2 separate regions of the Homo sapiens genome follow, and region 2 is linked to region 1. Evidence: chromatin loops called from intact Hi-C (ENCODE). Cell type or tissue: CD14-positive monocyte. All regions are shown on one strand. Links, peaks and the distances in the headings refer to the core of each region. The heading gives the core; the rest is flanking DNA.

Region 1 (10,129 bases), core at 3,158-8,157:
ACTGGCTCACGATCCGGGGGACCTGGTTCTGGTCCCAGCTCAGTTCTGCAACCTAGGGCAGGTCCAGGGCCCACTCTGAGCCCAGGCTTGCCATCTGTGGAATGAGGGGTGCACTGGATTTCTGGCTTTTCTAGCTGAAGTCTGCGGACCCCAGATGTTCATGGGGTGAGGGAAGGTCAAGTTGGTAGCACTCTACTTTGATGTGTTTTAGGTAACTAGGTTTTGCTAAAAGAAAAAAACTTTTTTTTGAAAGCCACAGCGCTCGATAGAGTCACTGAATAGGTCTGATGTTCTGGGTGTATATCAAGGGGCTCTGGAGAGAGAGTTGATTGACTCCAGGCCGACCATCCCTCCCTTGGTAACTCAACTCTGGGCACGCTGCCCGGTGAGAGGCCAGGAGCACTTTCCTTAAAGGTGGAGGGCAAGGGGCATTCGATTTCCTGAACGTGAATGCAGTAGAAGGGGTGTTCCCCCTGCCCTTCTCCTCCCTCCACCTGTGGGCTTGGGCTGCTGCACTGGGGATGGAGACCTGGGAGGCGAAGGTCCCCTGGGCTCTCCTGTGGCACCACCCCATCCCACCTGTGACCTCAGGCCAGCCTCTCTACCTCTCTGAGCTCCATGTCCACACCCCAGTGGGGGTGATGGATTTGCACAGCTCGAGGTCCCAAGGGAGTGTGGGGTGAGTGCAGGCGCCCTTCTGCTCCCTGCCTTGAGGCGGCCTCCCTGGCCCACACCTGCCTCGTTTCCTTCTGCTCCCTGCATTGAGGCGGTCTCCCTGGCCCACACCTGCCTTGTTTCAGTTTTCCAAGTCCATGGTGCTAGATGTGTACAGTGACTACGTGAACAACTTCACCAGTGCCATGTCCATCATCAAGAAGGCCTGCCTCACCAAGCCTGCCTTCCTCGAGTTCCTCAAGGTGGGCCTCCATGGTGGTACCGTGCCTGGTCAGGGTGGGCAGGGAGATTGCTCAGGAGGAAGGGAGCATTTTGGCCCCAGCTTTGGGTATGACATCATAGCTTTGGCCTGGACAGCTCCCCTCTTTCTTTTGGGGCAGCCCAGTCCCATGGGAAGAAAATCGTTCCCTCCTGCCCCTGGGAGGAGCGTAGCCAAGTGTCTGTAAGCAACTGGGATCCTGGAGCTTTGGCAGGGTGGAGGGAAGACCTGTGTCATCTTGCTGACCCTTTGCCTCCTGTGCCCTGGTGAGTGGGTGGGTCTGCCTGGCTGGCCCTGTGGTGGGCTGTGGCTCCCGGGTTGCTAAGCTGGTTCCTTTTCCTCATTTATAAAAGGGTGAGGAAATTCCTTATAGGGGTATCTTGGGCATTGCTTGGGAGAGTAAAGGTTAAAGGCTTCGAAAAGCTTCTGAGTTCTCATGTGCCCAGCCTCTGCTGATTTCTTTGGGAGTGTAGTCTGGTGAGTCAGAGCCCCTGCCTGTAGGGAGCCTGCTGGCTGGCAGAGGATGCAACTGGGCTAGGTGCCAGGACACGCACACATGTGCCGGCAGCACAGGTTAGATGCCACGGCCTCAGTGGAGGAACCCACTGTCCCCATCAAAGAGAACAGGGGATCAGGAGGAGCCACCATCTGACATGGGCCCTGGCGGGGGATGGTGGGATTGTGCCAAATAAAGACAGAGGAGAGCCTATATCAGGTGTAAGGATAGTGGAGCAAAGGTTAGAGGCAGGAGGAGAGGGATGGGCAGGTCTGTTTGGATTCTGGGAGCACTGATGCCTGTTGGGGAGTCCCAGGAGAGAAGGCCTGAGTGTGCACACTAAGAGGCGGCTGAGTTCAGTTGGGTGGTTCTAGACCTCCAGGCCCAGGGCCTAGGATGTAATATTTCAGGTAATGGGGAGCCATTGAAGGATTTTGAGCTAGGGTAGATGGAAGTGGAGGCAGGTGGAGAAACTGTGGGATTGCAGCATATGGGGGCCAGGACCAGGTAACAGGTGTGTGGATGGAGTGGGGGATGGATGCAAGAGACAGGACAGAAGGTCCCCCTGTGCCCCGCCCCTTACCCTAGCCCAAATCTGTCTGCATTTAGTTTAAGTGGAGGGAATGGTTGCCTTGGCCACTTCTAGAAGTCTGACATCTTGAATAAATTGCTGAGTTTCCCAGTTATGCCTTTAGTTCAGAGACCTTAAGATGACTGCTTTAGTCTCCTGAGGGTGCGCGGCCATGCAGGGGCACTGGTGGGAGAGGGATCCCTGGCTGCAGAACCACGGACCTCTCTCAGCTCTTCTTGCAAGCCCAGGGATAGGCAGGGTCTTAGGGCCTGGGGAGAGGAGCCCAGAATGGGGACAGTGTCTGGACTCTGGGGCACTGGGCCCTCTCTGCAGGGGGTCAGCGAATGACGGAACCTTGTCTCCACCAGCGACGGCAGGTGTGCAGCCCAGACCGTGTCACCCTCTACGGGCTGATGGTCAAGCCCATCCAGAGGTTCCCACAGTTCATACTCCTGCTTCAGGTACTGCTCAGGATTCCAGCAGCTTCAACCCACAGGGTTTGCCTGTGGGCTGGGAGGTGCCTCCTGGGGTAGGAGGGAGGAGGTCTGGGCTCTTGTCCGTGATCCATAACCCACCCAACCTGCTGTGGGACTCTGGCCTCATCTTTCTCCACTTCTAGAGTGAAATTGATTGTAACTGACAGCTCAGTTTGCACGCCCCTCTGTGGGGGACGCTGAGGGACTGCTGGTGGCCTGAGTCTGGGTTGCAGGAAGGGAGTGAAGGCACAGGGAATCCCGGGACCCGCAGGGCTCCTGGCATGGAGGAGATGCTCAGTAAACATGCTGAGCTTGGCCATTTCAGATTCGAGCTTCAGAACAGGGGATTCCTAAGGGACATTAGCCCCACACAGGGTCCTGGAGAGCTTGGGACACTGTCCCAACCACTGAGGGTCCTTGGGCAGGGGCTGGCCCTCATCAGGGAGCTGAGAGGGTGGCTACCAGGCTGAGGGGTCCGGTGGCACATTGCTATCCACTCTCAGTGCTGCTGGCCTGTGGGAGTGGGCTCTTATGTAACCATACCATTTATCAATTGATCAGTGATTGATCTATAAGTTTATTTATTTACCATCATAACCATTTCTAAGTGCATTCACATTGTTCTGCAACCATCACCACCACCCATCCCAGAACTTTCTCATCATCCTGAACCGAAACTCTGCCCATTCAACAACTCCCGATTCTCCCTCCCCACAGCCTCCGGCAACCACCATTCTACCCTGTGTCTCTATGACTCTGACTGCTCTAGGAAAACACGTATACGTGGAATCATACAATGTTTTTCTTTTCGTGACTGGCTTGTTTTCCTTAACATGAGGTCTTCAAGATTCATCGTGTCCTAGCATGTGTCTGAATTTCCTTCCTTTTCAAGGCTGAATAATACGCCATTGTATGGAGAGACCACATTTTGTTTACGCGTTAGTCTGTCGACGGACATTTTTGCCTCCACATTTTGGCGACTGTGGCTAATGCTGCTATGAACATGGCTGGACAAATATCTGTTTGAGACCCCGCTTTCAGTTCATGTGGGTCTATTCCTAGAAAGATCCATGCTTTTGTTTTCTTTTTCATGCATTAGCTGTTTCTTGAGGTCTTGTTCTGCATCTGGTGCCATCTGTCCTGGCCTCAGGCCGGGCCCTTTGCAGACCCAGTGTGTGTAGGGGGTTGCGCAGGGTGAGGCTTTGCCCCAGGCTGGGGTAGAGTTGGTCATGGGTGGGCTGCTCAGTCTCTGCTCTGACCTGGCAGGACATGCTGAAGAACACCCCCAGGGGCCATCCGGACAGGCTGTCGCTGCAGCTGGCCCTCACAGAGCTGGAGACGCTGGCTGAGAAGCTGAACGAGCAGAAGCGGCTGGCTGACCAGGTGGCTGAGATCCAGCAGCTGACCAAGAGCGTCAGTGACCGCAGCAGCCTCAACAAGGTGAGCTGGGCCTCCCACCTGCCTGCCCTCACCTGCCTGCCCTCACCTGTGCTCCTGCCCGTGCCCCTGCCCCACGCCACCCACACTAGGTGGCAGTGTTCTCTGAGGGAGGGGAGGCCTTGCTCTTCCAAGGATGTGACCTTGGGGATTGGATCCTCAGCGGGACCCCCACGTTCATTCCTGTTCATGTTATTTTAAGATAAAAGTTCATTTTGTGCATCAGTGTGATTTCCAGTAAAGTCTCCAGAAATCAAAGCCTAGTTAAATGAACAGGCTCTGGAGAGTCAGAATCTGGGTTTAGATCCAGATTTTGCCATAGGTGCTTGCTGTGTGCCCTCAAGGGAATCACCCACCCTCTCTGAACCTCACTTGCTCCCTTTGAAATGAGGAGCATTTAATAGCACCGGAGCCCTAGGGCTGCTGCCGCAAAAGAGGGAGCTGGCAAAGTGGCTTCGTGATTGTCCTTAACACAAGAAGAAAGATGAAAAGTCCATGCCATGTTTTGGGGTTGCCGCTTAGGAACATGCTATTAAAAAAAAAAAAAGAAAATTGGGCTGGGCGTGGTAGCTCACGCCTGTAGTCCCAGCACTTTGGGAGGCTGAGGCAGGCAGATCACCTGAGGTCAGGAGTTCGAGACCAGCCTGGCCAACATGGTGAAACCTTGTCTCTACTAAAAATATAAAAATTAGCCAGGCATGGTGGCACACGCCTGTAATCCCGGAAGGCTGAGGAAGGAGAATCACTTGAATTCAGGAGGCAGAGGTTGCAGTGAACCGAGATTGTGCCACTGTACTCCAGCCTGGGTGACAGAGGGAGACTCTGTCTCTAAAGGAAAAAAACCAAACAAAACCAAAAGACTTGCAAATGAGTCTGTAGAGGAGCCTGTTTTTAAAGCACAAGGTCACCTCACAGAGTCACCTGTTGGTCACTGGAGTCCCTCTTCTTCCCTCTCAGCACATGACATGAACTGCCTGGCTCTGTGCTGGGGTCTCTGGGAGGTCCCACACCCCAGCCCCCCTGTTCACCTACTGGAGGGTAGGGGAGGGCTGGGATAGTTTAGGCTGGGGTGCCCAGGCCCTGGGCACATTGCAGGACTGTTCTTTGGAGAACGGATACTGTGTGAGGTCATAGGGAGAGGTTCAAATTTTCTGGGGAATAAACTGGGAGCCTCTTGGCTCTGTGGGGTCCTAGAAGCAGAACTAAGGCCTATGGCTGGCTGTTCCCAGGAGGGAGGTTTCAGCAGCACGGGGTAGACCTTTCTAAGAGTCCAGGAAGGAGTACCCAGAGGGAGAGTGGCCCTTTCCATGTGTGCTGCACTTTACAGTATAGAATGCTGTCTAACCTGCATCAGCATCTTTGCTTTCCACCCCATGCCTGTGAAGTGGGGCAGGGACAAGGCCTCCTGTAGGGTCCCCTGCAGTGCCAAGCTTCAGGCAACCCACATCTTAGGACTCTGTTGCTTCAGGCCAAATTCAGGTTGCAGGTTGTGTTGTGGCCCACACAGTATTTTATTCTATTTAATTTAATTTTATTTTGAGACAGGGCCTCATGCTGTTGCCCAGGCTGGAGTACAGTGGTACAATAACGGCTCACTGCAGCCTTGAGCTCCTGGGCTCAAGTGAGCCTCCTGCCTCAGCCTCTTGAGTAGCTGGGACTACAAGCACGAGCTACCACACCCAGCTAATTAATTTTTTTTTTTTTTTTGTAGAGATGGGGTCTCACTATGATGCCCAGGCTGGTCTCAAACTCCTGGGATCAAGTGATCCTCCTGCCTCAGCCTCCCAAAGTGTTGGGATCACAGGCATGAGCCACGGTGCCCGGCCCACACAGTAGTTTTAAGAACATGGCAGTAGTTGCCAACATTTAAAAATTGAGAGAGATCCTATAAAATTCAGACTTGTGGGTCTCCTGGGAGGGTAGGAAGAGCTGGCTCACCGACCCACCTTCCCACGTGGCACCAGCCCCCGAGTGGCAGCTGCCCACTTCCCCTTGGTTCCTACCCACCTTTCCCACTGATGTTACCTGCAAGCCCCTAAGGCATCTGAGTTTATTTTACCTGCTCCAGGAGGATTGGGCTGGGGAAGACGAGATGGGGAGGGGACAGCGCCCTCTCCTGGGGATGTCCCCATCCACGTGGCTCAGGTTGGGCATGAGGGGCAGGGTCACTCTCCACCCCCTGGTTCCAGGCAGGACTAACTCAGCCATCCCCCACACAAGCCTCGAGTTTGGAATGTCTCGGGAGAAAAAGCCTTCAGCCCCGCCATGACCACCCGTGCTGGCCTTTGCGCTCAGGAATCTTCTCCTCTCCCCACCTTCGGCTCCCTCTTCGGTGACCAAGAGGCTTTCTCTTGCTTTGCCTCATACACCTGTGCAGCCACAGTGGGGAGAGGCCTCTTGGGAGGAGGAAATAAATTCCGTAGTGGTTGGGAAGAGCCGTTCTGCCCTCTCCTGCTCTGTGAGGTGGGCCCTGGCTGGAGGTAAGGGAGACCTCTTTGATGCTGGGCAAAGGACTAGAGGCTCTAAGCTTCCATGTCTCCATTTGCTGGGTGAGGGTAGGTTGGACCATGTGAGATGTTAGGAAGAGTGTGGTGGAGGCCGCACCCTGGGCTTCCCCCTCCAGGGCCCTCCCTGGACAGTCCTGGCCAGTTCTGTGACCTGTTTAGTGATGTCCCTATCACCATCACCCAGGGAGAAGCAGAAACGAAACTGGGTGTAACCCGAAACGGAACCATGCCAGCTGTTTCAAAATAGCCTAGGCAGGAGCCTCCAGAGGGCCGTTTGTGCAATATCCTGGTTTTCTTTTTCTTTTTGTTGGTTTTCATCTGCCAAGGGGGCAGCGCTGACTGCCAGAGCCCACGGGACTTTCCTCTTCCAAGTTTTGGGTCATGGCACATTTGGCAGCCCTTGGGGCGGGGGGCCCTGCTGTCTTCAAGGTCCGAGTAGTGGTCTCTTGAGTTGGCGTTTGGTTTCCTTGTGGAAATAGTGAGGCGGAGCCTGGCCTTAGCAGCTGTGGGGGACCCCAAGTCCTCCTGCATGTTAGGAGCGGTGGGGCCTCCCCTGGCTCCTGTCACACTGTGCACTAGCTGCTCAATGCAGGGAATGGTGAACGTGGCCTGGCTCTGTCCTGTGCTGTCAATCAACAGTGGGTGGGTCTCAGCGAGTCACTTTACCCCTGGAATCTCAGTTTCCTCACCTGGGCAATGGGGATGGCCTCAAGGACCGCTGAGCTGATTCAATGAGATGTGGAATATTAAGAGCCATCCTCAGTGCCTGGCACACCCTGGGCATTTGGTCCCACTGGGACTTTTGGTTGTGTGCCGACTTGAGAGAGATGATGCTTTGGAGAACAACAGCATTCTCTCCCGAGGAGGCTCGGGGTGATCTGTCCTTTTCTCTCCTGGGGATGCCTGGGGGTGATCTGTGTTTTTCTCTCTGGGGAGGCTCAGGGTGTTCTGTCCTTTTCTCTCCTGGGGATGCTCGGGGTGATCTGTCCTTTTCTGTCCTGGGGATGCCCGGGGGTGATCTATCTTTTTCTCTCTGGGGAGGCTCAGAGTGATCTGTCCTTTTCTGTCCTGGGGTTGCCTGGGGGTGATCTGTCTTTTTCTCTTTGGGGAGGCTCAGGGTGATCTGTCCTTTTATGTCCCGGGGAGGCTCGGGGTGATCTGTCCTTTTCCCAGACAGGATGGGGAAGGAAGGGGAGAGTAATGGTTGTCGTCAGAGTCACGGGTTTTGGGAATGAATTTTGCTGAATATCCTCCCTCCCTCCCAGAAAAAAATCCCCTTTAGAAAAAAGACGTTTTCCCAGGGTGTCCCTGGATGGGTTGGTGGCCCTGACACTAGCAGGGGGGGTCTTGACATCCAGCCTGAGGTTGGCAAATGCCTGCTTGGATGCCTGGGGTGTGAAAGTCTTTGTCCTCAGAGGGTGGTGTTATTGACTGGCAGGTCTGTTCCAACTCTGTCATGAGGCCACCTAAGAGGCGAGACAGGCCAAGGCTTTCAACAGGTTGGGGTGCAGGATGGGGTCCCCTGCACAAGGCCACGCCTGCTCCACTGTGAAGACCATCACAGACAGTAGTTGTCTATGGAGCACACATACAGGGCCGGCCTCTCAGGCCATGACCTGTGTCATCACACGTGACCCGTGTCATCACACGTGACCTGTGCCATCACACATGACCTGTGCCATCATACATGGCTGGTGCCCAGAAGGGCCCCATGCTTGCTTTCATGTTCTGCCATGGTCATCTTGAAATTCATAGTCACTTTGAACAAGAGCCTGTGTTTTCGTTTTGCACTGGACCGCAAGAGTCATGTAGCCAGACCCGGTCACATGTTCATTACCTTGTGTGATCTGAGCAGTAGAGGTATCTGCCCCCACTTGGTAGCTGAGTAAACTAAGGCTTGGACATGTGAAGTGACCTGCCCAAGGGCTTCACAGCAGGAGTGGGGATGGGGGCAGAGCCACCTCTGTAACTCCAGAGCTGTGTCCTTGGCAGTGGCAATCAGGCAGAATCCCTACAGAGAGGGGCTGGCAATGGCTGGCTCACCTGAGAAGGGGGCACTGGCTGCTGGGCCCACACGGGTGCTGGTGAATGCTCAGTCTCCCCATGGCCTCCGAGAGGAGGCCCCGATGTGTGGTCCTCTGGTCTTCCTCCCCAGTGCATCTTGTCACCCAGGGATGGAGGGAGTGGCTTCATCTCCTCCACCTCTCCCAGCCTCAGTCTCCCTTTCTGCACCATGGGAGGATTCTGGGTCTCCGGCGCGGTAAAGCCGCCGGGCCGCGATGCTGATGCTGACCTTCCCTGCCCCTCCTCCAGCTGTTGACCTCAGGCCAGCGGCAGCTGCTCCTGTGTGAGACGTTGACGGAGACCGTGTACGGTGACCGCGGGCAGCTAATTAAGTCCAAGGAGCGTCGGGTCTTCCTGCTCAACGACATGCTTGTCTGTGCCAACATCAACTTCAAGTAAGTGGGCCTGGGTTGGAGGGGGCAATCACCCCTCCCTGGAGACCCCATCCCGCCCTACTCCAGTCTCTTGGCCGGCCGCACTACAGTGGGACCCCATGTGAGCTTGGTTTAGGCTTCCAATATTCCTCTCCCATCCCTCTTGCCCTGCTCTGCCACTGGTCCCCAACGCTGGGAAGTACCTGGAGCAGTCATCGGGGGCAGCCCTCAGCCTCGGGCACACAGCTGTCCATGGTACAGAGTTGTTTGTTTTGGAACTCTGCAGTTGGTGACTAAACAGTGGTTTTGTCCACATTGAAATTCAAGAGATTCTTCCTTGTGTCTACCCCAGATCCCTGCGGCTTTAACTCAAATCTGTTTTGCTCTGGCCAGATTGCAGAATTTCTCAGTGTGAGCCTTTGCCTTTCCCCCACAGACCGGAGCATCATCATCGGCCCAGAGGAGCCTGGTTTGCTGGTTCTGGGCCGGGGATTGTGGAAATGCCCAAAGCCCGGCTGCTGGGCTGTGCCTGGGAGCCGGAGCCCTGGTGTGGGGTGAGGGTGAGGCTTTAGGCCAGAGCCTGAAGATGTGGCCCATCAGTTGCTTTAGGCTCCTGGGTATCTTATGTTTTACTAACACAGGGAGCCCACACCATGGGTGAGACATAGGAGAGATCTGACATTCTGGGGCCTGGCTGCCTGAGGCCACGTGGGCCTGGCACTGGGGCTTGGGCCCTGCCATTCTCCAGCCTTTCTGCTTTGCCCAGCTCACCTGCTCGCATCCCCTGCTTGGTCCTGCAGGGGACCCTGTATCAAATACTCCCTGAGAACTTCAGCTGTGGTTTTTCTAGCCAGGCTCTTAGGAGAACCTCTGCTCTCAATATTTGACAAGACTTTATTTTATTTTATTATTTTTTGAGATGGAATCTTGCTCTGTCTCCCAGGCTGGAGTGCAATGGCATGATCTCGGTTCACTGCAACCTCTGCCTCCTGGGTTTAAGTGATTCTTCTGCCTCAGCCTCCCGAGTAGCTGGGATTATAGGCATGTGCCACCACACCTAGCTAATTTTTTTTTTAATTGTATTTTTATTAGAGAGGGGTTTCACCATGTTGGCCAGGCTGGTCTCAAACTCCTGACCTCAGGTGATCGGCCCGCCTCAGCCTCCCAAAGTGCTGGGATTACAGGCGTAAGCCACCGTGCCCCACCTCGACACCACTTTAAAAAGCATCACAGAAGCAATAGTATGGCTACCATCACCGAAATCCAGGAG
Region 2 (10,129 bases), core at 2,515-7,514, 200 kb before region 1:
GGCAAGACTCCTGGCCGCAGGCGGGCAGGGGCCAGCCGATCCCGCATGGCACCTGAAGCAGCACACCTGCAGACACCTCCCCTGAAAGGAGGAAGAGGAACATCAACAATTTCCTGGGGAAAGAGCAAACCAAAAATAAAAGCCTCATGGTCTATATTAAAACTTAAGAAAAACTCAAGGAGGTGGCACCTAAATTAAGATTCAGGAACTGTATTAAACAAAACTCGGAAGGGATAAAGAGAAACCCAAGGTCTCTTTGCCATGAAGACAAAATGATGGCATGATTGACGAGTATCATCACGACCCTGTGCCGCAACACAGGAGGCCACGGGACGCCAGGCAAGGGTGCGGTGCCACACTTGAACTTGCTTGGCCAAGGGGAGTCTCAGGTGGTCAGATGCTCCTGGACTTACCAAAGCATCTTTCCCTGCAGTGCCCAGGATGCCACTGGCTCCTGAGGAGCCGGGTTGGGTTTCTTCCGGCCTCCCAAGGAAGGGCTGGAGGGACTGGAGGGACCGGGCAGGGGTGGGGGAGGGGGAGCAAGTCAAATTAAACGCCCTGCAGCAGTCCCAGGCTCTGCGGTCAGACTGAGAAGTCAATTCCCACGGCCTCCGGATCCCTGGGGTCTGGTCCCAATCACAGAGCTACTGTGTGGCTTGCTGTGGTGCTATCTTGCAAAAACCAAGACATCCAGGCTGCTGGTTTTCACCAGATCTACAGCAACATACATGCGCGGGAGGCAACAGAGTTAACTAGAGAGTGGGACTCCAACCCTGGCCCTGCCACTCGCTTCCTTTGGTATTTACTGCCCTTCCCTGGGCTTCTGTATCTTCAATGTCAACTGGGCTGCTCAGTTGAAGAACGGCTTTGAGAAATGATGCAACACGGGCACAGGACTGGCAACAAGGCGCCATCAGCACCTGGGCTTACGTTACTGTAGACCAGGAGGTGCTTCCCTGGGACAAAAGCCACCATGTGGACGTGGCCCCCTCTGGCTTGGGCCTGAAGGCTGGGCATTTTCCAAACAACGCGCTGCTGCTACCTGCAACTTAAACCCATTTCTAATTCAGCTGGCCCCCAGGTGTTTTCATGGAACAAGGTGATTTCCAACGCCCCTGTTTTAAGGTGCCAAGACGAGCCAGCGTGCAAATATTTGTTCATGGGGCAAAGCAATGCTGGAAAGCACTTTGGGAGTCTTTCCAGATGAAATCAAGAAGCCATAAAAGTTGGCTACATGCCAGCCTTCCTTCTCCTGGATGGGCCTTTTCCCTTAAGACACCAGTTTTCCAAAGGTAACTGGGGACAAAACATTACTTCTTAAGGACCTCTCTGCTTTCCCCCGCTCCAGACTGTTCTGTCAAACCAGTTCCTGCAACAATTTGGCAGCTTGCAAAGAAACGTGGACTCTTCTGCAATGCCTGAAATTTTGACACCTGACATTTGACAAATGTCTAGGACATTCTGACACCATCTCACAGACCTGGTCTCTTCATTTTAATGAAAACAAGTGAGGTGAGAGGGAAGATGGAAAAGGTGGCAATGTTCATTTGAGGATACTACTTGTATTTTCCTGATTAATCTTAACGGAATTAGTGAGTCACTTCAAAATTGTGCCTTTAAAAGACTAAGATTAGGGTTCAAATCCAGCTCATCACTACAGTGGCTGTGTGGCCTCAGGCAAGTCACTTGGCCTCTGTGAAAATGCATTTGTAAATGAAGGGAATACCTACCAGGCAGGTGGTCAACAGAACCTAGCACTTAAGAAGCACTCAATGGGTTTTTGAGGCACCATTCTCATACCTTGCTGTTTAGGCACTTCTTTTCGACCAATCAAGTCCCAGTTGGTTGCCCCAAAAATCAAAAGCTGCCCTTTGCACTTTGACCCTTCAAGTTTCTGCAGAGACAGAGAAAGGAAAAAAGAATTAGTGTGTAAGTCTGCACCTAGCTTTCCAAGGCTGTCCAATGACAGCACGAAACGAAAGAAAATCATTCAGTTAGCCCTTATGTCACCTGTGACCTCCACACGAACAGAGTCTCCCCACACTCCCCTCCCTCATCGGCAAGTGGCAATGCGGGCAACCCCAAACCTGCCCACAGCCGCTCACTTGCTAAGCCCAGGCTCATTTTTATCCTTTGACTTCCCTTTAAAATAGCTTTTGCAAAACACTAAAAAAAAAACCCAAATACATGCCTCCTTCGCAAACTGATGTACAGAGGTATTTGCAGGAAGCCTGCCGGACACTCAGGGGCGTTAAATCCAGCTCATCCTAGGGCCAAGTCTCTATTTCACATGGCAAGCACGGCCTGCGACCTCAAACCTTAGGAGCCTCACATCACTTCTGCTGCCCACTCTGCCGAGAGCCTTTCCATGGGGACTCAGGAAGAAAACAGTAGAGAACAAGGTTCGATTTCTCCACTGAAGGGAGACCAGGCAGAACACAGCTTTGGTGGGTATGCAGGGGTCTGAATCAGGCGGCCTTTGATGGCACCCTCATGCCGCTGTCCATGAGCCCGGGAGCCAATGGTGAGTGAAACAGGACCTCCCAGGGGCCCGGCTCTCAAGGAACAAGCTGTCACAGCAGCCAGCATACTTCAGTGTTCATCCTCAGTCTCTCAACACAAAGTCATCAGGGCCACCAACTCTCATACTGTCAACGAAAATCTACGCCATTTAAAAAGGCCATTGTTCAATTCTGGGTGGCACTCATAATATTCTCAGCACTTTGCTTCCTTAAATGTCAAAATATACTTTTTCAAGTAGGTTGTTAGTGGAAGACTCAATTCTGAACTCCTCACTCAGTCCACACTGGCAAGGGAAGCATTCACTGCTATCACTTTCCGCTCTTACACATCTTTCCTGGACGTGAAAAGGAAAGGGGTTTCCTTCAGTTTACAGAATTGTTCTTGGAAGGCTTCAGGAAAAAAGTCTGGCAAGGCGCAATGGCTCACGCCTGTAATCCCAGCACTTTGGAAGGCCGAGGCGGGCAGATTGCTTGAGCTTGGAGACCAGGCTGGGCAACATGGCAAAACCTTGTCTCTACAGAAAATAGAAAAATGAGCCTGTGGTCCCAGTTACTTGGGAGGCTGAGGTGGGAGGATTGCTTGAGCTGAGGAGCTGGAGACTGCAGTGAGCCAAGATCACACCTGCTCTCCAGCTTAGGTGACATAGCCAGGCCTTGTCTCAAAAAAAAAAAAAAGGGGGCCAGGCACAGTGGCTCACGCCTGTAATCCCAGCACTTTGGGAGGCTGAGGCGGGTGAATCACGAGGTCAGGAGTTCAAGACCAGCCTGGCCAATATGGTAAAACCCCGTCTCTACTAAAAATACAAAAAAATTAGCCAGGCGTGGTGGCATCCGCCTGTCGTCCCAGCTACTCCAGAGGCTGAGGTAGAAGAATCCCTTGAACCCGGGAGGCGGAGGTTGCAGTAAGCTGAGATTGCACCATTGCACTCCCAGTGTTGCTGCCCAGGCTGGAGTGCAGTGGCGTGATCTCGGCTTGCTGCAACCTCTGCCTCCCGGGTTCAAACGATTCTCTTGCCTCAGCCTCCCAAGTAGCTGGGATTACAGACACTCAGCTAATTTTGTGTGTTTTTAGTAGAGACAGGGTTTCACTATGTTGGCCAGGCTGGTCTCAAATTCCTGACCGCAGGTGATCCACCCACCTTGGCCTCCCAAAGTGCCGATAAAATGCCAATAAAATAACGCCGATGAAAGTTCCCAACCATGCCAATAAAAATGTATTTGTTGGCCAGGCGCGGTGGCTCACACCTGTAATCCCAGCACTTTGGGACGCTGAGGCAAGCAGATCACGAGGTCAGGAGATAGAGACCATCCTGGCTAGCACGGTGAAACCCCATCTCTACTAAAAATACAAAAAAAATTAGCCGGGCATGGTGACCGGCACCTGTAGTCCCAGCTACTCGGGAGGCTGAGGCAGGAGATTGGTGTGAACCCAGGAGGCGGAGCTTGCAGTGAGCCAAGATCGCACCACTGCACTCCAGCCTGGGCGACTGAGCAAGACTCCATCTCAAAAAAAAAAAAAAAAAAAAAAAAAAATATATATATATATATATATATGTGGGCTGGGTGTGGTGGCTCACGCCTGTCATCTCAGCACTTTGGGAGGCTGAAGCAGGCGGATCACCTGAGGTCAGGAGTTCAAGACCAACCATGGTGACAAAGCCAGCCCTGTCTCAAAAAAAAAAAAAAAAAAAAAAGAAAGAAAGAAAAAGAAAAAAGGGCAGCTCCAGGCCCAATCATTCTAACCTCTACAGTGTGATCACCCCATGGGTATGCTTTGGCAGTACGGCTCACGCATTTCTAAGATTACACATCTTCATGACGGATGATTTCCACTTCAATAGGAACCTTTACACGACCCAAACCTGATTAGGGCGTCCCCCAAGATATAGGTTCCGTCACGCTTGCCCACTCCACCACATTATGTAACAGGAAAAAGATGGTCAATCTACAGGAATGCATCCTGCAGTCCTCATGAAAAGGGGAAGTGAGGCCAGCCGCGGTAGCTCATGGCCCGTCATCCCAGCACTTTGGGAGGCCAAAGTGGGTGGATCACCTGCGGTCAGGAGTTTGAGACCAGCCTGGCCAACATGGTGAAACCCTGTCTCTACTAAAAATACAAAAAATTAGCCGGGTGTCTGTAATCCCAGCTACTTGGGAAGCTGAGGCAAGAGAATCGCTTGAACCCAGGAGGCAGAGGTTGCAGCGAGCCGAGATCACACCATTGCACTCCAGCCTGGGCAACAAGAGCGAAACTCTGTCTCAAAAAGAGAAAAAAAAAGTTGGGGGGAGGGAAGTGAAACAACACGGAAAGGGAGAACAACTTTGGTTCATTTAAATTATTTAGAAAATGACCTTAATCAGAGGGTGGCCCAGCCCCTGCAGCACCCACAACTCAGGTTACTTGAATTGGAGCCTAGCTTCCCCTGGTTATCTGCCCTTCTTTGTTTAACTGGCAGGCCTGGCTGGAATATGCTACAGGTCTATATTCAATGGCTTCTGTTGAAGTCCCTGTGGAAGGAGAGGCCTCTGGGTCCTCTGCCCAAGCCTACCAAGTTGGCATGGAGGGGGCAGTAGAGACCCAGGAAGGGTGCTAAGGCACTGGAGACCAAGCTCCCAGGCCAGAGGGCAAGCCTAGAAAAGAGCCCTGGAATGCCAGCAACTGCAGACCAGGCAGGCGGAGGTTCATGGGCACCTGTGCTCAGTATGAACCATTGAAGTCAAACCACCCTACACTGAGATGCAACCACTGCAGCAAAACTTCACAGTGCTGAGGCCACACCAGAAGCCTCAGCTCCATCAGGCCAGAGGGCATGGTTCAGGGGCAAGTTCAGACAGCCAGAGCTTAACCGCAGTGGCCTTGGCCTTGGGGAGGGAGTTTCCTGGGTGACCTGGACATTTGGTCAAGGGCTCATGAAGACTGATCCATCAAGCTAGCTAAGCATTTATAGGCAAACCCAACCACGCCAATAAAAATGTATTTGTGGGCCGGGCATGGTGGCTCACGCCTGTAGTCCCGGCTACTCGGGAGGCTGAGACAGGAGAAGGGCATGAACCCGGGAGGCGGGGCTTGCAGTGAGCCGAGATCGCGCCACTGCACTCCAGACTGGGCGAAAGAGCGAGACTCCATCTTAAAAAAAGAAAAAGAAAAAGAAAAAGAAAAAAATATATATATACACTCACACACACATATATATACACACACACACACATATACATACGTGTGTATACATATACATATATACGTGTGTATGTGTGAAAAACCCCGGTAAACTGAGTCTACTCCAGTGACGGTGGTCAGATTCCTATGAAGGACATTAACTGTTATTCAAGTTTTTACGTCATGGATCCTATTTCCTCACACATTAGATGGAGGTTAGTGTATTTCGTTATTATTTACATAATTGTTTGCTCTAAGCTGCTTTCTTTTATTTCTCTATAACTTCTTTCCTCTGCCTTATGTGGAATTAACATTTAAATAGAGTAACAGAGAACTCCCAGCACCCCTTCTCACTTAAGGGGTGCTCCTCTTCCTCAGAGACCAGAAACAGCCAATCGTGGGAGAGACTCCCGCGCTTGCGGGCTCCACCCGGGGCGGCGGGGCAGGGCGGGGGTGCCAGTGGGTGTGTGGGTGTCTGAAGCTCAGTGTGCCCTCCCAGGCGGAATCCAGCCTTCCCTGATGGGCCTACGGATTGTTTTTTTGGACGAACTCAGTGTCTGCGACCCTGCTTGTGTATAAAGGCCACGCAGCAGACAGCCTGGCAAACAGTCTGCCCAATGAGATGAGTGATTTTCATGTCATTTCACCTGGCTGCCTCCAGCAACTTGGTCACATAACCTGGGCAGAGACACACAGAAATGGACAGAAAAGGCACTGAGCTTCTTCAATCAACAAAATGGGATTTCTAGTCTAAAGCAATTTTTGAATTATGATCCAAATGCAAGGTGCGCGTTTACGGGGCCCAGAGTCAACCTTTTAACATAGGTCCATGTAGAAGACCGCTGCTCCGGGGAGGTAAGACCCCCGGGAACAATGCCGGCATCGACCAATTACCTAAGGGCCATCAACTGAAACAGACTTCCGGGTTGGCTTTCAGTTTTATTTATTTGCTCCTTTCAGATTCAACACATCTGTCTCAGGGTCCACAAAACCTTGGCAACCCAAGACTGGAAAAACTACAAAGACCTGGGCAGCTTGCAACACTCACCTGTTTTGTAGGATCTGGCCAAGGCTGCTGCCTTTACTTGCTTTAGGAGGTTATGAAGTGCGCAAAGAATTAGGACTGAATCTACCCTAGTGTGACACTGCCATCAATATTTGGAGTTCCTGGCATGCAACTTCCCAAATCCTTGGAATCTCCAAAGCAATGTCTTTTTGTATGCTAATGACTGACACTGGCAGCCCCCAGGCAGCTTCCGGATGGGGCAGTGGGAGCCTAGGGACTTTCAGCCCCATCCTCCAACCTCAGGAGGGAGATGACTGAAGGTTAAAGTGATGATCAATGGCTTAATCTACCATGCCTACATAATGAAGCCTCCGTTAAAAACCTGTAAGGACCAGGTCACAGAGCTTGTGGAGAGCTGAACATGTACCAGGTGGGTGGTCTGCAGAGGGCACGGAAACACAGTGCCCCTTCTGCCACATCTAGCCTTACAGGTCTCTTTATCCATAGCCTTTGTAATATCCTTTATAATAAACTGGTGTTTCCCTGAGTTCTGTGAGCCATTCCAATAAATTAATCGACCCCAAAGAGGGGGTCATGAGAACCCCAACTAGAGGCTAGTTGGTCAGAAGCTACCAGGGACTGGACTTGCAACTGGTGTCTGGGGTGGAAGGACAGTCTTGGGGACTGAGCCCTCAAGATGAGGAAATCTACCTCCAGGTGGATAGTGTCAAGAGATGAACTGGAGGACACCCAGCCGGTGTGTGCTGCAGAACTGATTGCTTGCTTGATAGCAGGGGGAGACCTCCCTTTACGTCTAGTCACAGAAGTCTTGTGTTGGGAGGCGGGGCGTGGTGGCTCACGCCTGTAATCGCAGCACTTTGGGAGGCGGGCAAATCACGAGGTCAGGAGTTCAAGACAGCCTGGCCAACATGGTGAAACCCCATCTCTACTGAAAATACAAAAATTACCGAGCACAGTGACAGGTGCCTGTCATCTCAGCTACTCAGGAGGCTGAGGCAGGAGAGTTGCTTGAACCCAGGAGGTGGAGGCTGCAGTGAGCTGAGATCACACCACTGCACTCCAGCCTGGGAGACAGAGCAAGACTCCATCTGGGGTGGGGGGTGCGGAAGAAGTCTGGTGTTGGTTGTTGAGTGTGGCCGTGAGAGCGGAGGAAAAAAGAATTTGAATTTTTTCTTAACACCTAGGCAATGACAACGCTCATCTGCCATAAGAATGTTCTATAAAATGCACATCTTTTACTCAAGGCAATTCTGCCCCTCAACAATGTAAGTATTTGGCTCATCTTCTACAAGCCCGACACCTGCAGCTTTGGGGTCACTGAAGGCAATATGGTTTTGGACATTTCCTGGGCGGCTGCTTTCACACAGACCTCCTCCTAGCAACCCTGAGCGGGGCAAGGCATGCAAAATGCTCAGTAAAAAAGGTTCTTTCTGCAACAAGGACTGCTGTCTGCCTGTGGCAGCACACAGGGTCCCTAGGACTGCTCAACAGAGAAACAGAGACCAGAAACCTGGGGCCAGGGAGACTGGGCAGGAGGCCAACCCAGGACAAGGGGCAGAGGGCTGCCCTAGGCCTATGGAAAGGCAATGGGGCTGCATGGACCCAGCCCCGAACATGGACCAAACTCAGTAGATGCTAACAAAACTTAAACGTGGGGCACTTTGGGAGGCCAAGGTGGGTGGACCACCTGAGATCAGGAGTTCGAGACCAGCCTGGCCAACGTGGTGAAACCCCGTCTCTACTAAAAATACAAAAAATTAGCCAGGTGTGGTGGTGGGCGTCTATAATCCCAGCTACTCGGGAGGCTGAGGCAGAAGAATTGCTTGAACCCGGGAGGCGGAGATTGCAGTGAGCTGAGATCGCAACATTGCACTCCAACCTGGGCAACAACAGCTAAACTCCAGCTCAAAAAAAAAAAAAAAAAAGCAAAACTTAAATGTAGGGTGTGCACTTTCCATGAGGCATAAAGGGGCATCATATGCTGAACCCTCAGCCTCCCAGGTGCTCTGATTCTAGAACAGCACCGACAGCCCAAAGGATGGGCATCATGGGCCCCTGTTGGTTTTAAGTGGATAGAGAAAGGAAGATGTAGCTTTTAGAGTCCTGCTTATACACATATGTAAAATAATAACGTATTTATGTGTATAAACAGGAACTTAAAAGCTGCAATGGACTGCTGTTTACTCACATTAAGACTTACAAACATGCAACCCAACACAGGGCTCGCGCCTGTCATCCCAGCACTTTGGAAGGAGGCTGAGGCAGGCAGATCACTTGAGGCCAGCAGTTTGAGACCAGCCTGGCCAACATGGTAAAACCCAGCCTCTACAAAAAGTACAAAAATTATTCGGGTGTGGTGGAACACACTTGTAATCCCAGCTGCTCGAGAGGCTGATCAGCACACAAAAATCACTTGAACCTGAGAGGCGGAGGTTGCAGTGAGCTGAGATCGTGCCACTGCACTCCAGCCTGGCCATAGAGGGAGACTCTGCCTCAAAAAAAAAAGACTAACAAATGTGCCATTTCCATTGACAAAGCAGCTTCAAGCAGCACAGCTGGAGACAGAGGTGGGCCAGGGAGAGCCAGTGTCCCTCACACACTCCCTGTCTCTACCTCCTTGGGTCAATCTCAGCATGGGGTAAGGATCTTTTGCTCTGATGGCAAAATTCAGCGTTCCAACAGTCTGGAGCTGTACAGCTGATAACTGCAGTCTTGGATGTCTAAACACAATCTTGCTTTTGGAAACTCACTCAAAATAGGATACAGGAGACGCGGAAGCTCACCTGGCCTTTCTTTTTAGTTTCATCCTAACATACTGTGTTCGGAGGGCAAATGTCTGGAGTCTGGCACAGCAGACTAGACGTCAAAGGAAAACAGTTCCTGTGTTCCAGTTTCTCAATACTTTGGCCATTGTCTAGTCTAGCCTGATCCAAGACCCCGGGCAAGACCTTTTGACAGCTTTTGACGGGCTCTCCTCCACTGCCTAACATGTTAACCCTTTCACCCAGAAGGCACTTTTACAAAGCATATTCCCATGTGCAATTTGCAGGGACATCAGGAGTTACAGCATTTGGAGATCCAGTTCCATCCATGACTTTGGACAAGGCCCTCGAATTCTGTGCCCCAGTTTCCCTATCTATAAAACGGACGTAGAAAATGTGTTATTAGACACTGCCTGCGCTTCTCTGGAGGAAAGCACTCTGCTGTTAACCCTTAAACACCCTTAGGAGATGGGCACTTATGGAAGGAAAAAAACCTCTCCGGGTGTCAGGCTCTACACCCCAGGTGGAAGTTCTTGCTCTCTGGGGGTTATCTGAGAATCTGGTGAAAACTTAGACCCTCTTCTGAAAAACATATCCCACACCACACCAAACTTAAAGAAAGTTCTGTGGGGGTGGGGAGATGCTGTGGCGGCAGATGCCG

Evidence for each region. Hi-C counts contacts between places; a loop is a spot of excess contacts. Peaks named below come from ENCODE experiments on the same cell type or tissue, not always from the same donor. Only the 100,000 strongest peaks of a DNase experiment are listed, where the experiment ranks them.
Region 2: a loop joins it to region 1, with 2.7 times the contacts of the local background. A loop is called at or near these places in 7 of 110 quality-filtered maps.

The regions. Positions count from the first base shown.
Region 1 is chr1:17,623,587-17,633,715 of GRCh38, forward strand. ARHGEF10L (Rho guanine nucleotide exchange factor 10 like) reads left to right here. Exons shown (of 29, transcript NM_018125.4): 13 at 801-917; 14 at 2,370-2,462; 15 at 3,744-3,917; 16 at 8,735-8,880. Among named protein-coding and RNA genes, the nearest start is that of LINC02810, 89 kb to the right of the region's middle. RefSeq lists enhancers at 5,904-6,557, 6,558-7,209. In CD14-positive monocyte, for the core only: a CTCF peak has its summit at 6,073 (motif pointing left); DNase peaks (open chromatin) are centred at 6,615, 7,605 and 8,035; H3K4me3 peaks cover 2,088 bases; H3K27ac peaks cover 5,000 bases.
Region 2 is chr1:17,427,306-17,437,434 of GRCh38, forward strand. It overlaps RCC2 (regulator of chromosome condensation 2), which reads right to left. Exons shown (of 13, transcript NM_018715.4): 3 at 1,801-1,894. Among named protein-coding and RNA genes, the nearest start is that of RCC2, 7.3 kb to the right of the region's middle. RefSeq lists enhancers at 820-1,458, 1,504-2,118. In CD14-positive monocyte, for the core only: no CTCF peak of the experiment used is centred there; DNase peaks (open chromatin) are centred at 4,446 and 4,866; H3K4me3 peaks cover 1,484 bases; H3K27ac peaks cover 4,408 bases.